Regions from separate parts of the Homo sapiens genome. Here region 2 is linked to region 1. A link is a contact called in ENCODE Hi-C or POLR2A ChIA-PET data. All regions are on one chromosome and are shown on one strand. The core of a region is the stretch at or near the end of the contact, and the rest is flanking DNA. Distances in the headings are between cores, read along the strand shown.

The links. A loop is a pair of places that touch in the nucleus more often than their neighbours do. ChIA-PET counts read pairs that join two places held with the same protein, here RNA polymerase II (POLR2A). Pooled maps may share reads with other maps.
Region 2: a map of endothelial cell of umbilical vein shows a loop between it and region 1 (5-fold over the local background). The contact joins two enhancer-like sites. A Hi-C loop is called at or near these places in 1 of 168 maps with a recorded cell type or tissue (endothelial cell of umbilical vein) and 6 of 50 pooled maps. POLR2A ChIA-PET finds 5 or more read pairs at or near these places in 1 of 52 experiments (activated CD4-positive, alpha-beta T cell).

What each region holds. Positions count from the first base shown.
Region 1 is chr10:61,987,532-61,994,480 of GRCh38, forward strand. The region is part of intron 3 of ARID5B (AT-rich interaction domain 5B); the gene reads left to right. Among named protein-coding and RNA genes, the nearest start is that of ARID5B, 89 kb to the left of the region's middle. RefSeq lists an enhancer at 632-881. Within about 2 kb of position 4,565, at least 26 of the 41 ENCODE cell types and tissues checked have a DNase peak (open chromatin) inside an H3K27ac peak, as active enhancers do; they include endothelial cell of umbilical vein, where a contact is called at or near this core.
Region 2 is chr10:62,126,820-62,133,768 of GRCh38, forward strand. No RefSeq gene overlaps it. Among named protein-coding and RNA genes, the nearest start is that of LINC02621, 130 kb to the right of the region's middle. Within about 2 kb of position 4,297, at least 3 of the 41 ENCODE cell types and tissues checked have a DNase peak (open chromatin) inside an H3K27ac peak, as active enhancers do; they include endothelial cell of umbilical vein, where a contact is called at or near this core.

The DNA of each region.
Region 1 (6,949 bases), core at 3,315-5,814:
GACTATATTCTCTAGATCAAGGGTCAGCAGAGCCAGATAGTAAATATTTTAGATTTGTGCACCATAAGGTCTCTGAGGCAAATGCACCACTCTATAATCACACAACTGTGCCGTCGTAGTGTAAAAGCAGCCAAAGACAATATGTAAATGAATGTGCATGACTATGTTGTAATAAAACTTTATTTACAAAAACAGGTGTTGGGCTGAATTTGGCCCATAGTTTGCCAACCCTTTCAAACAGAAATAACCTTAAAGAAATATCTGAGAGATACCCAGAAACAGGGATCTGTAGCACTGGTAACTCATGGTATGAAACCACAGAACTATCACTGGAATTAATATAGTAGTCACGAGCAATTTGTTTATTGTCTTTTATGAGAAAAGAGAGGTAGGTTTGGATGTTAGAGATTGGGGAAAAGGGGATATTTGCTGTGGAAATGATTTTCAGCAGATGGTAGGTACTTTGGGAAAGGTGGCTAAACTAGAGCCATCCTCCTCCTGTCTTACATCAGCTTACTCAGTACTAACCCTGTACAAAAAGGAAGTAAAACAGAGCACATCTGTATCATCAGCTTTCAATGATGTTCTTCCATGGTGCACTGTGACAGCACATTAGAAGGTGCCGGAGTTTTTATATGACTGCTTTGCCGTGAGATTAAATAGTGGTTTCAGTTTCCAGTAGGTTTCATAAGTATCTCTTTCAGCTGTTAAATTACTTTTAGTAATGTGCACACTAGAAAAAGAAAGAAAGAAATATCCATTCTGAACAACTGGGTGTCATGACAGAAAACAGAGCAGATGGTTTTGTGGACATGGCACCAAGTGAACCTGTAGCTGGTTACAGCAGAAGGATATGTTTAACCCAGAGGAGAGGGCTCTCACCAGGTCTTAACAGTTGAAGCTTTTAAGAGATTATTATTTTACTTTGAATTGATTTTTGTTATTCACCAGAAACCAAAGGTGGCAAGCGAGAATCTCTACTAAAATAACTATACTTGCTAACTTTGGGTCTTTGTTGGGGCTTTGGGGTATCAGAACAATGAAATAACAGGCACTGTGAGGCTTTTCCTCCTGTTCTGTTCTCCTCTCCTAGCTATATTTCAGAACATCTTATCTCAAGATAGTTGGCCAAAAGGAACCTGTACACAGAACAACCTCATTTTTCCCAAGTGCCTCTTCGGACCCAGGACACAATGATTTTAAAATTTCTTTTCAGGCAGACGCTCTAAAGAGAGCTATGCTGTTCAATAAGGTAGCCACTAGCCACCTGTGACAACTAAGCCCTTGCAATGTGTCTTGTCCACTTCAAGAGATGCTATAAATGTAAAATACACACTATATTTTGAGAGCTTACTATGAAAAAATAATGTAAATATGTCACTAGTAATCTTTTTTTTTCTTTTACTTTTTTTTTTTTTTTTTGAGTCTTGCACTGTCGCCCAGGCTGGAGTGCAATGGTGCAATCTCGGCTCACCGCAACCTCTGCCTCCTGGGTTTAAGTGATTCTCCTGCCTCAGCCTCCCAAGTAGCTGGGACTACAGGCATGTGCCACCATGCCTGGCTAATTTTTTGTATTTTTAGTAGAGACGGGGTTTCGCTGTATTAGCCAGGATGGTCTCGATCTCCTGATCTCAAGATCCGCCCACCTCAGCCTCCCAAAGTGCTGGGATTACAGGCGTGAGCCACCGTGTGCGGCCAGTAATCACTTCTATTGATCACATGTTAAAATAATATTTTGGATATACTGGGTTAGATAAAATAGCTTACTAAAGTTAATTTCACCTGTTTTCTGTTTACATTTTCAATGTGTTAATTACAAGTTGGCTCACATTGTGTTTCTATTGAATAATGCTGCTCTAAAAGATTTTTGAAAAAAATAATCCATGTATTCCTTTGCCCAGTTTTAAGTGGACATCTACATTTTTAATCATGTTTTGAATAAATTTTGTGTTAATAAGTAAAAAATGTTAAACATGATAGGAAATGAAATAAGATGGTGATTAACTATAATTAGAAGACATATTACATATGATTTGATAAAAATCTGAAGTTTAAATCTGTGTTTAATAAAGCACAACAGTTCTAAAATAAATTATCTAAAATTTTTATGCATAGGTTTATGCAGTTTATGTCAAAAAATCTGGTAGCCTTGCCGTGCATTCCAGCTACACTTTAATGGATCAGCATCGTTAACCTTTATTAGTTTGGCTTTTCTGAATTTAGAGCATCATAACACAGGCCAAAGTACTCTATTTCTAATGCTAAGCTTCCTCTTGAACAGAACTATGTGCAAAAAGGGAAAGATCAAAAGGCTATGGCTTGAGGTTCCTTGATAGATCAATAAGGAAGCATCTCCAAAACCAATACTTTGATTTGACTCTTTAGTGCTCATAATAGGACTAGGGATGGAGGATGGGTGAAGAAGGAGATGGGCTGTTCTGATTGCTGGCTCATTCTTGGGCAGATGCATTAGGGAGTGGAGTAGTATCTAAGTTGAAGATCTGCCCCATCCCTATGTAGGTTCCCTTTAAAAAGTCTTCTCGTACCCTCAAAGGAGAGATTCACCATTTTGAAGACCACTGATTTAAGATGAGTCACTGACAGAGGCAAGAGGCCTTTTCCCTTCTTTCCTTGTTGAGCTGCCCCAGAAGCCCTGCGGTAAGGTGAAGGAAAACAATGCAACCTATAAAAGTGCTCTTGACACAGATGTTAGCTCCCAGAAGTCAGTGCAGTTGCAGAGGTGGCTCAGCACTTAGAGCATGGTGGACAAACTCCTCAAGTGGCGAGATTATTTTATTTTTTAAAGTCACTAAAATGAGATGACTGCCTAACCACATGACCCTTTGTCTAAAAAAGGCCTGCCAGGCAGTGGCTACAGTCATGTTGGGCAGATAACCTTCTCCAGATTCCTTCAGCCTTTTAGGAAGTGTCATTGGTTCAGAGCCTGTGGTGAACTAATGAAATGACTGCTCTTATCCTTTGGAAGAAGGCTCAGATGTTTACTGCAACACTGTCTGTAGGCAATTACATTTGTCAGCACTCTCAAAGGTCTAGGAGGGATACCAAAGAATTAGGACACCGATTCTGTGCCCTCCAGGATATATTCTAGTTGTGGATTGGAGAGACACCACTTTTCCTCCCCAGAGCAACCAAGCATGCATCTACACAGAAAATATAACCCTTCCCAGATGTTCCCCTCTTTGTCATTGTTGTGTAAAATAGACATAACATAAAATTTATTATTTTAACCATTTTTAAGTGCACAATTCAGTGGCATTAAGTACATTCACAATATTGTGTAACTGTCACCACTATCTATTTCTAGAACTTTTTCACCATTCCTAACAAAAACTTTGTATGCATTAAGCAATAGCTCTCCATTCCTTCCAACCCTCCTAGACCCCCTGCACCTAGCAACTTCTATTCTATTTTCTGTCTCTATGAGTCACCCTGTTTTGTGATTCCACTTTTAAATACCTCGTATAAGTGGAATCACAATATTTATCCTGTACACACACACACACACACACACACACACACACCAAATTTTGTTATCTGTTCATCTATTGAGGAACTATTGGGTTGTTTCTACCTTTTGGCTATTTTGTGATAATGCTACAATCAACATTGGTATGTAAATAACTGTTTTTGAGTCCTTGTTTTTAATTCTTTGGAGTATATACCTAGGAGTGGAATTATCACATGGCAATTCTGTATATAAATTTTTAAGGAAGTCCCATACTTTTTCATCATGGCTGCACCATTTTACATTCCCACCAACAATGCACAGGGGTTCCTATTTCTCCACATCCTTGCCAACACTTGGGATTTTTTTCTTTTCATTTTTATAATAGTCATCCTACTGGGTGTGAAGTAATATCTCACTGTGGTTTTGCTTTACATTTCCCTAATGAAGAGCATTTTTTAAGATGCCATTTATATATATTCTTTGGAGAATCATCAAAGTCCTTTGCCATTTTTAAATTGGTTTGTCTTTTTGTTACTGAGTTGCAGGAGTTCTTTATGTATTCTAGTTATTAATCCCTTATCAGGTATATGCTTTGCAAATATTTTCCCCCTCTCCAAGACTGTCTTTTCACTTTATTGATAGTGTCCATTGATGCACAAAAGCTTTTAATTTTGATGAAGTCCAGTTGTCTATTGTTTGTTGTTTTCTTATGTGCTTTTGGTATTATGGTTAAAAAATCATTGTGGAGGCCAGGCACGGTGGCTCACGCCTGTAATCCCAGCACTTTGGGAGGCTGAGGTGGGCGGATCACCTGAAGTCGGGAGTTCGAGACCAGCTTAAATACCATGGAGAAACCCTGTCTCTACTAAAAATACAAAAAAATTAGCTGGGTGTGGTGGCGCATACCTGTAATCCCAGCTACTGGGGAGGCTGAGGTAGGAGAATCGCTTGAACCCAGGAGGTGGAGGTTGCGGTGAGCTGAGATCACGCTATGGCACTCCAGCCTGGGCAACAATAGCGAAACTCTGTCTCAAAAAAAAAAAAAGTGAATGGCTGACTCTAGCCAAAGTTTAACCCATGTGACGGGGAAGCAAGTTAAGGTAAGTCAGGCCCCATAGAATAACACCTCATATGTGGTAACAACTTTACCTACATGTCAATCTGGCCATGAAGTCTCACCTGTTGCATAATCCCTGTCTAGTGTGACATTTAAATTTAAATGTGGCTAAGATGAACCCTATGGCAATAAGCTGCAAAATTCTCAAGATAAAAAGTGGCTCCCGGTCGTGGCTTAGAATTCAGTGACCCTTTGGGACAACCTTGGAGGTGGAGTTGGCTTTCTTCCCACTGCGTTCATTTGTTACTCAGAGTGGTAGCAGTGTTTGGTTATAGTTTAGTTTTGTGATGTTTTTTTTCTTGAGTGATGAAGCAATAGTGAGGGCAAAAGCTGATAGTAACATTTTGATACATATTTTTGTATTTGTCTATGCCTCTATTTTAAGTGGTTTGCTTTTGAAAACAGCTGGTTCAAACCCTTGGTTTTGGGTTTGAAATATTCTTTGTTTTGTTTGCATCCATGTACTGATATATTTTTCCCACATTTACTTTTTTTTAAGTTCTCCAGTGATGTTTTCGTTGCCTATCCTGGGAAGATCTGTGTTTCCATTTAGCAAAACAAATGGCAAGCTGGGGACCATTTAAAGTAGTTTTTTTTTAGTTAATAAAGCCAAGCCAATCTCCTTGTTCTGTTATGTTAAAAGTACATTATCTTTTTATTGCCAGTTCTGTATGGCTAGTTCTGTTTTCTGTCTCAGCAATCTCAGGGCTGCCCCACTTGCTTACTGTGTCGAGAATTACAAAATCATTAAGGGTGGGGCAGCACCAGCTGACTTACAGTACAAACCATTTCTCAAAATAACCACAACAGTGCAATACTGATGTGTAATTTACGTCACAGTTTGTTTTTATGAAATAGTTTGTGGCATTTTCATTTCTATTCCGGATGGAATCTTGTTCTCTTTCCCTTTTAATCAGGCATTTAATTTATTTTTATTATTAATATTTTCCACTCCTTGTTTTGGCATGCCTCCAATTTAACAGCTTTGATGAGGAAGGGAGATACACACACACACACACACACACACACACACGCACACACAACTGATCTTCCCTGACTCCAACTCTTCAACATCAGTTTAACTGCAAATGTGTTTTCCCCTTTGATGTGTACTAACTTTGGGTACTAAGTTTACTACCTTAAGAGAGATTGAAAAATACGGCAGGACACAGTACACATTTACATAGAGCTATAACCACGAATTGATAAAGTTGATGTACAACTTTGGAATTTTAAACACTTTCAACCAATTCAAGCTATTTAGTCATATGCTCTGCTGCATTTTCCTTTTACAAATGTCTTTCTGTATAATGTCCTGTAATTAGAACAGGAAATCATTGAGTAACTGCAAGATGAATAAGAGCACTTAGACTGAAAGGAAAATTACCTTCCGAGAAATTATATTCTCTTTTTTTTTCTTCATGTTACAATGTTGGTAATGATAGTAACAGCTGTAGCTACTCTTATCTGTAGAATTTTCATGCTTAGGTTTTCTGGAATAAAAATTTCATTTTCAGTAATAATAAAAAATGCATGGACAGAAAATAGGAAATGCCTAATTGTGACAAATATTCGGTGTCACAACAGAGCAGCAATTAAATGGAAACTTCAATATAATTGTCAATAGCAGTAAGAATTGGAATAGCGCCAGGTATATAAAGTTGATGCTTTGCCGTTGGTTGGTTGCTAGGAGCACAGTGAAAAGTATAAAGCTTTGAGAAAAGAATGTCTAATGTAATAAAGTAACAGGAGGAAGCATAAATCATTGTGAGAACCTCACATATTGACATTATTTTGCTTAAATTGTTTCAAAACTAGACATCAAGCTTTATAACGTGAGCACATTCATATTTCCTTTAAAAAAAAAAGGAGAAAGAAAACTGTATGTTGTCTTTGAAGCACAAGGGACATTGTGTCTCAAACTTAGCCTTCATACATATTTGGAATCTTTTAAGTGAAAATCTTTAAATGTTTGTTTCTATTGGCATCCAAATGCATTTGCCCTAATACGATTAAGAGAACTAAAGGGCAAAATACTTGGCAGATTTTTCAGTTGAGGTAATTAGGTGCAGGAAGGAACATGCATATTTTTTCCACTAGGCTCTATAAAATCCTGGGGCGAAGGTTTTTTTTTAAAAGATTTTTTTTAAAAAACTTACTGATGTTAGAAGTAGATTATAGTGGTTTTCAGTAAGCATAATAGTGTGATGTTTCCGAAACAAGCCTCCCCTCACCCCAAGAATGAAAAAGAAAGTTACATTTCTAAATTGTTGTGTAAGAGATAAAAGCAAATTTCTCCTCTGGAATTTATGTTTTCAGCCTCCGTGCATTTGGCCGCCATTATCTATTTTCAAAAAATAGCA
Region 2 (6,949 bases), core at 3,047-5,546, 140 kb after region 1:
CTGTAACTTCTCTCCTTGCTGAGGGAAACTCTCATCTCCAAAACCCTCTTTCCCTCAGGAATTCGTTGGGTCTAATGTGGGCATAGCAGCTGTTGCCTTGGAACCTGAGGGTACGTACGTCTTTTAAACTTTGTGTTCTTTGTATTTTTAATGGAATAAACAGCATGTTAATTATCAATTTATTTTTATTTTTATTTTTTTGAGACAGGGTGTCCTTTGTCACCCAGGCTACAGTGTAGTGGCACCATCTTGGCTCACTGCAGCCTTGACCTCCTGGGCTCAAAGGATCATCCCCCGCTGCAACTCCCAAGTAGCTGGGACCACAGGCGCATGCCACTATGTCTCGTTAATTTTTGTATTTTCTGTAGAGACAGCATTTTGCCATGTTGCCCAGGCTGGTCTTGAACTCCTGGCCTCAAGTGATCCACCCACCTTGGCCTCCCAAAGTGCTGAGATTAGAGGCATGAGCCACTGAACCCAGCCTAATTATTAATTTAATAAGCATTTTTCTTGCAGGGTCCCAGAATGGCCAATCATGCCCTATACTTATAACTGTATACTACCATTCCCAAAGCTAATCAATACTAATTCTTCCTATTGAGACCAGATGCAGATTCAGACTCCTTGATAGATCTCTGTAACTGTAATAAAAGTAAATGGGTGTTAGCATGAGCCAAAATGCAGTTTTCTATCATTAGGACACCTCTCAAGGCTTCCAGGCAGCTGGCATCACATTCAAACCTAGATTTCGTATCAGGAGATGTGGCCTACTGGAGAAGGAGAGCTGAGTGCTGACTGCTGTGTCAGTAAGTAAGTGGTGATGTGTGGTCTCACAAGAATCCAAAGCCAGGCTTAGCCATGAGCCAGATCTTTAAGTAAGTGTCAGGTCCCAGGCAAGTTCCAGTGAATAAATGAAGATGTAAACCAAAATCAACATTAACCTGATTTTCCTCCTACAGTTTATGTAAGATTATATAATATAGTACTTGAGGAAGACAAGCAAAACCCCAAAGTGTCTGATGTGTGTTGGTGTAAGCCTTCATTGCTAACATTTTTCTTGGGTTAGAAGAACTCACAAGGCAGAAGGCTCTTTATGGATCTTCCTTCTCTAGTGCTACTGAATTCTTTTTCTTCCAATCTGGTTTGTAAGGCCACATCAGCTTTCTCCCTTCCTGCGTCTTTCCTAACTCTGAAACTTCTAGAAGGAAGCTCTCTTCCTTTTCCTTTGCTCACCTCTGCCTCTGTTTCTGCCCAGTTTCCCTGGCTCTAGTCCCTACTGCAGGAGCCTCTCAGGGTACACAAGCCTGTCTAGACATTGGCTCAGGAGGGCTCCTGGTACACACACAGGTCCCACTTCCTGACCCTTGAGCTTATCTGGCTTGGAACAAGAGAGTCAGTTTTAAAAAGATAATTCAAGGTCTTCCGTCTACTACTCTGTTGAGCACTTAAAATATATGATCCTATTTATCATCTTAATAATTCTGTGAGGTAGATATTATTATCTCTTTTTTTAAAATGAAGACACTGATCTTTAAATAAGTATATAACCCAAAGGCACACAGAAAGCAGTGGTAGAGCTCTGAAATCTGTGACCCTAACAAGACTGCCTCTGAACCCTTCAGCAGGATTATTGCCTGAATTCCCTTTGTGCCTTGGCCTGATTGGCTCCTGTGGTCCTTCAAAAGTCTCTGAGTTAAAGAAATAAAGGTATAATAATTAAGTTTCTGCCAGTGAAGCAGATATTTGGAGCCACACAATTCCTACCTAATTACAAGAGCTACTCTTAGAAAATACATGGACTCAGGTTTTCTCAGCTAGAACAGTACATGCTAGAGAGTTCTTCAGGAGACATTAAGGAACTGCAGCTGTGACGAAAATGCAAGGGACTCAGACTAGCTAAAACAATCTTAAAAAAAAAGAGCCAAGTTGGAGGACTCACACTTCCTAATTTCAAAACTTACTACAAAGCTACAGTGTCAAGAGAGTATGGTACTGGCATAAGGATAGACAAATAGATCGATGAAATAGAATTGAGAGTCCAGAAATAAACTCATACATTTACAGTCAATTGATTTTTTTTTTCTTGAGACAGAATCTCACTCTGTTGCTCAGGCTGGAGTGCAGTGGTGTGATCTTGGCTCACTGCAACCTCCACCCCCTGAGTTCAAGCAATTCTCTTGCTTCAGCCTCCCAAGTAGCTGGGATTACAGGCGCTTGCCACCATGCCTGGCTAATTTTTGCATTTTTAGTAGAGATGGAGTTTCACCATATTGATCAGTCTAGTCTTGAACTCCTGACCTCAAGTGACCCACCTGAGGTCTCAGCCTCCCAAAGTGCTGGGATTACAGGTACGAGCCACCACGCCAGGCTCAACTGATTTTTGACAAGGATACCAAAACTATTCAGTGGGGAAAACAACAGTCTTTTCAACAAATGATGCTAGGACAACTGAATATACACATGCAAAAGAATAAAGTTGAAGCCCTACCTCACACCATATACAAAAATTAACACAAAATAGATCAAAGACTTAAATGTAGAACTAAAACTATAAAACTCTTAGAAGAAAACATAAGATTCTACCAATAAAGTAAAACAACAACTCCAAGAATGGGGAAAAACATTGGCAAACCAAAATATTTGATAAGGGTCTAGGATCCAGAATATATAAAAAGCTCTGACAATTCAACAAAACAGAAAAATAACCCAATTTTTAAAAGGGCAAAGAATTTTAGCAGACATTTCTTCAAAGAAGATGTACAAATATATAATAATTATTTGAAAAATGCTTACCACCATTAGTCATTAAGTAAATGTAAATCAAAACCACAATGAGATACCTCTTCAACCTCCCCAGGATGGCTATAACTAAAAAAAAAAAAAAAGTAACAAGTGTTGACATAGGTGTGAAAAAATTAGAATCCTCTTACATTGCTGGTGGGAATGTCTAATGGTTCAGCCACTTTGGAAAACAGTCTGCCAATTCCTCTAAAGTTTAATCATAGAGTTACCATATAACCCAGCAATTCCACTCTTAGATATATATCCAAGAGCATTAAAAACAGGTGTTCAAACAAAAACTTGTACACAAATGTTCATAGCAGCATTATTTATAATGTTCATAGCAGCATTATTTATAATAGCCAAAAGGTGGAAATAGCTCAAAATTTGCATTAACTGATGAATACGTAAATATAATGTATATCTATACAATGGAATATTGTTCAGCCATAAAGAGGGTACATGCTACAACATTTAAGAACCTTAAAAACAATATGCTAATTAAAAGAAACCTGGCTCAAAAGTCCGTCTGTCAAATGATTTCATTTATATGAAATGTGCAGAATAGGCAAATCCACACAGAAAAAACTACTTAACTGATTGCCAGAGGCTAGTGGTAGGAGAAAATGGAAAGTAACTAGTAGAAGGTGTGGGTTTTCTTTTGGTGTAATGAAAAGATTCTGGAGTTATGTAGTGGTTGCTATGGTTTGAATGTGCTGCTCCAAAGTTCGTTAGAAATTTAATCTCCAATGTAACAGTATTTAGATGTGGGACCTTTAAGATGTAATTAGGTCATGAGGGCTCTGGCCTCACTAATAGATCATGAGAGTGGGCTAATTATTCCAAGAATGAGTTCCTGCTAAAAAGGATGAGTTCAGCCTGATTTCCACCCTGTCTTACACAGTCTCACCCTCTCTCACCATGTCATGCCTTCTGCCATGGTATGATGCAGCAAGAAGGCCCTCTCCAGATATGGCCCTTTGAACTTACTAGGCCCCAGAACTGTGAGGCAAATAAACTTCTATTCTTTATAAATTACTTAGTCTGTAGTAATATGTTACAGCAGCAGAATATGGACTAAGACAATGGTGATGGTTACATTAACTCTGTGAAAATACTAAAGACCACTGAATTGTACGATTTAAAATGGTGAGTTTTGTAGCATATGAATGATATTTGAACTTAAAAAGACCAATTGTAAAAATAATTTCTATTCAATGTCAAAGAAAACCAAAAAGGCAAAGGTCTAATATCTTTTAAAATTTATGTCTTTGTGGACAAGGAAAAAGGTTTTCCAATATTAAGATCACACCTAATGACTAAACTAGCAATGGTAATGAGTGCTAGGAAGTGCAAGAAACATTGTTTCCAAGGAACTCAATTGTCTTAGAGTTCCCCCAGAAATAGACCCTAAGACAAGCATTTAAGTGCAAAAAAAGTCTATTGGGAGGTGAAGGAAATACCAACAAGGGAGCAGGAAAGTGAGTCAGGGAAGGGAAGGCAGCCAATAAAATGTGCATTATCGAGCAAGTCACCACTGAGGGTAACTGGAGCTAGACTCTATTGGGGAACTCTGGGAGTCAGTGTAAAAATGTACTTTAGTCACGCTCACCCCTAGGTCAAGAAATTGAGATATTTATACTACAACGCTTGTCTTATTAATTGAGGCTTAGCTCCTCTAGCAGCAAGAGGAAGTCCTCAAGCAAAGAGAGGCAGATGCTGGTAGTTGGAGCTGGGCAGACTTGCACTGAAATGGAAAGGCCCTGACCATTCATATCTCTTAATTATAACTCTCTACAGATGGTTGTAGATTATGGATTTGGAAATAAAAAGACCTGGATTGGAGTTTTAGCTTCACTAGTTGGGGCAAGCCATTCAACTCCCTGGGGCTCATTTCTTTATATACAAAACATAGAAGAAAGGGAGTAAAACATATACTGCACAGGATTGTTGTAAGGATACAATGAAGTGATATATATGAGTGTTCCTTGCTATATAAAACGTAGTTACTAGGTTTTTTGTTTTTTATTTTATTTTTTAAGACATGTGGATGACAATATGCTGAATAAAGATTAAATTTATAGAACTGGAATGCAGTCATGCTAATTTTCTTAACTCTTGAACAATAAGCATCTATGTTCAGAATGATAACCCAGGGACTCTGCCAGATTGTATTGCTTTAAAGGAGGCTTGGTTTTGTTCATCCACCTTTGCAGTCAACATACAGACTATTGTCATAGAGACTGCTAAATGTTTACCACAATTTGTTTTCTCTTCTTCCTGGGCTCACAAATAGATGAATTCTCCAAGCCTCACTAATAATGAGGGAAAGCCATGTGACCGAGTCCTAGCCAATGGAAAGGAATGTGTTCTGTTCCCTCCCTTGGTCAGTCAAACCTCTCATAAGCCCTTTTAGGTGCTCTTCCCTCCCCTTGCGATTGGCAGAAATGGAGAAAATTGCCGGAGTGATTTTAGAAGCCACACGTGCTGAAGATGGCATAGCCTTTGTCAGCATAGGCCTCTGCTATGGTTTGGATTTATATCACCTCCCAAATCTCATGTCGAATCGTAATCCCCAGTGTTGGAGGAGGAGGCTGGTGGGAGATGATTGGATCATGGTGATAGATTTTCCCCTGGCTGTTCTTGTGATAGCGAGTGAGTTCTCGTGAGATCCGGTTGTTTAAAAGTGTGTAGCACCTCTGCCTTTTCTCCCTTCCTCCTTCTCTGGCCATGTAAGATGTGCCTGCTTCCCCTTCATTTTCCATCATGACTGTAAGTTTCCTAAGGTCTCTTCAGCCATGCTTACTGTACAGCCTGCCTAATTGTGAGTCGATTAAACCTGTTTTCTTATAAATTACCCAGTCTCAGGTAGTTCTTTATAGCAATGTGAGAACAGAGTAATACAGCCTTCAAATGACTTAATGGAGGAAGGATGGCCCACCACAATGGTCACCCTGTCAGTACAGTTACATGAGTAAGAATGCCTGACACTTCTATTGGGTTCAAGTCACTATACATTGTTGGGTTTGTTATAGCAGCTACCATTATCCTAACAATTAAACTCATATATATTAGAAAGATTTCTGCAAAGAGGGTTTTTGTTTAACCCTGGATTAATAAGTTTTTATTAAGTAGAACTGACTTTTTCAAACATTCTGATTAACTGTGGTTGTGTTTTGGAGGGAGTTATGACTTTTTGGGGCAGTGTGCTACATACTCAGTGTATTGTGAAGTCAACTCCAGGCTTTTTAAAGCTGTCTTCCAACTGGAAAATGCATCATATCCTTGGCTAGCCCTACAAAGACAGAGCAGGAAATCATGCCCCCACTACTTCAAGCACTTTCTACCTTGGAACCTGTACACACTTTCTACCTTGGAACCTGTACATTTAGGTGTCTCTTATATGATGGCAGGTAGGAGGTATTAGACACATCTTATATGAAAGACCATTAGGGGTGAGACAATCTATTTCTTCTTTCTTCCCATCTAATGAAAGTTCTACTGAGGGAAGCAGCTGACACTGTGTGCCTTTTTTTTTTTTTTTTTTGAGACAGCCCAGGCTAGAGTGCAGTGGCATGATCTTGGCTCACTGCAACCTCCACCTTCCAGGTTCAAGCAATTCTGCCTCAGCCTCCTGAGTAGCTGGGACTACAGGTGCCCGCCACCACGCCTAGCTAATTTTTGTATTTTTAGTAGAGATGGGGTTTCACCATATTGGCCAGGCTGGTCTCAAACTCCTGACTTTATGATCCGCCCACCTTGGCCTCCCAAAATGTGTCCTGCTTTTTAAAAATTTTGTTTACTTTTTCCTTACTTATAAAAAGAATAAACATCACATCTGTTCCAGTTTTCCACTGATGAATAACAAACCATCCCAAAATTAGTGGCATAAAACAACCATTTTGTTATGCTCATAGATTCTTTGGAATTCAGGCAGGGTGATACGGGAATGTCTTGTTTCTGCTCCAAGATATCTGGAACTTCAGGTAGAAAGACTGAACATCTGGGAGTTGGAACCATCTTCAGGTGGAAGCCTCTTCACTCACATGCTTGGCACCTGGGCCCAGATGACTGAAAGGCTGGGCTGTGTTGGGGCTGTTTACTGGAGACCCTGTCAATGTAGTTTGGGCTTTCTCACAGCATGGTAGGTAGTGTTAGGGTAGTTGAG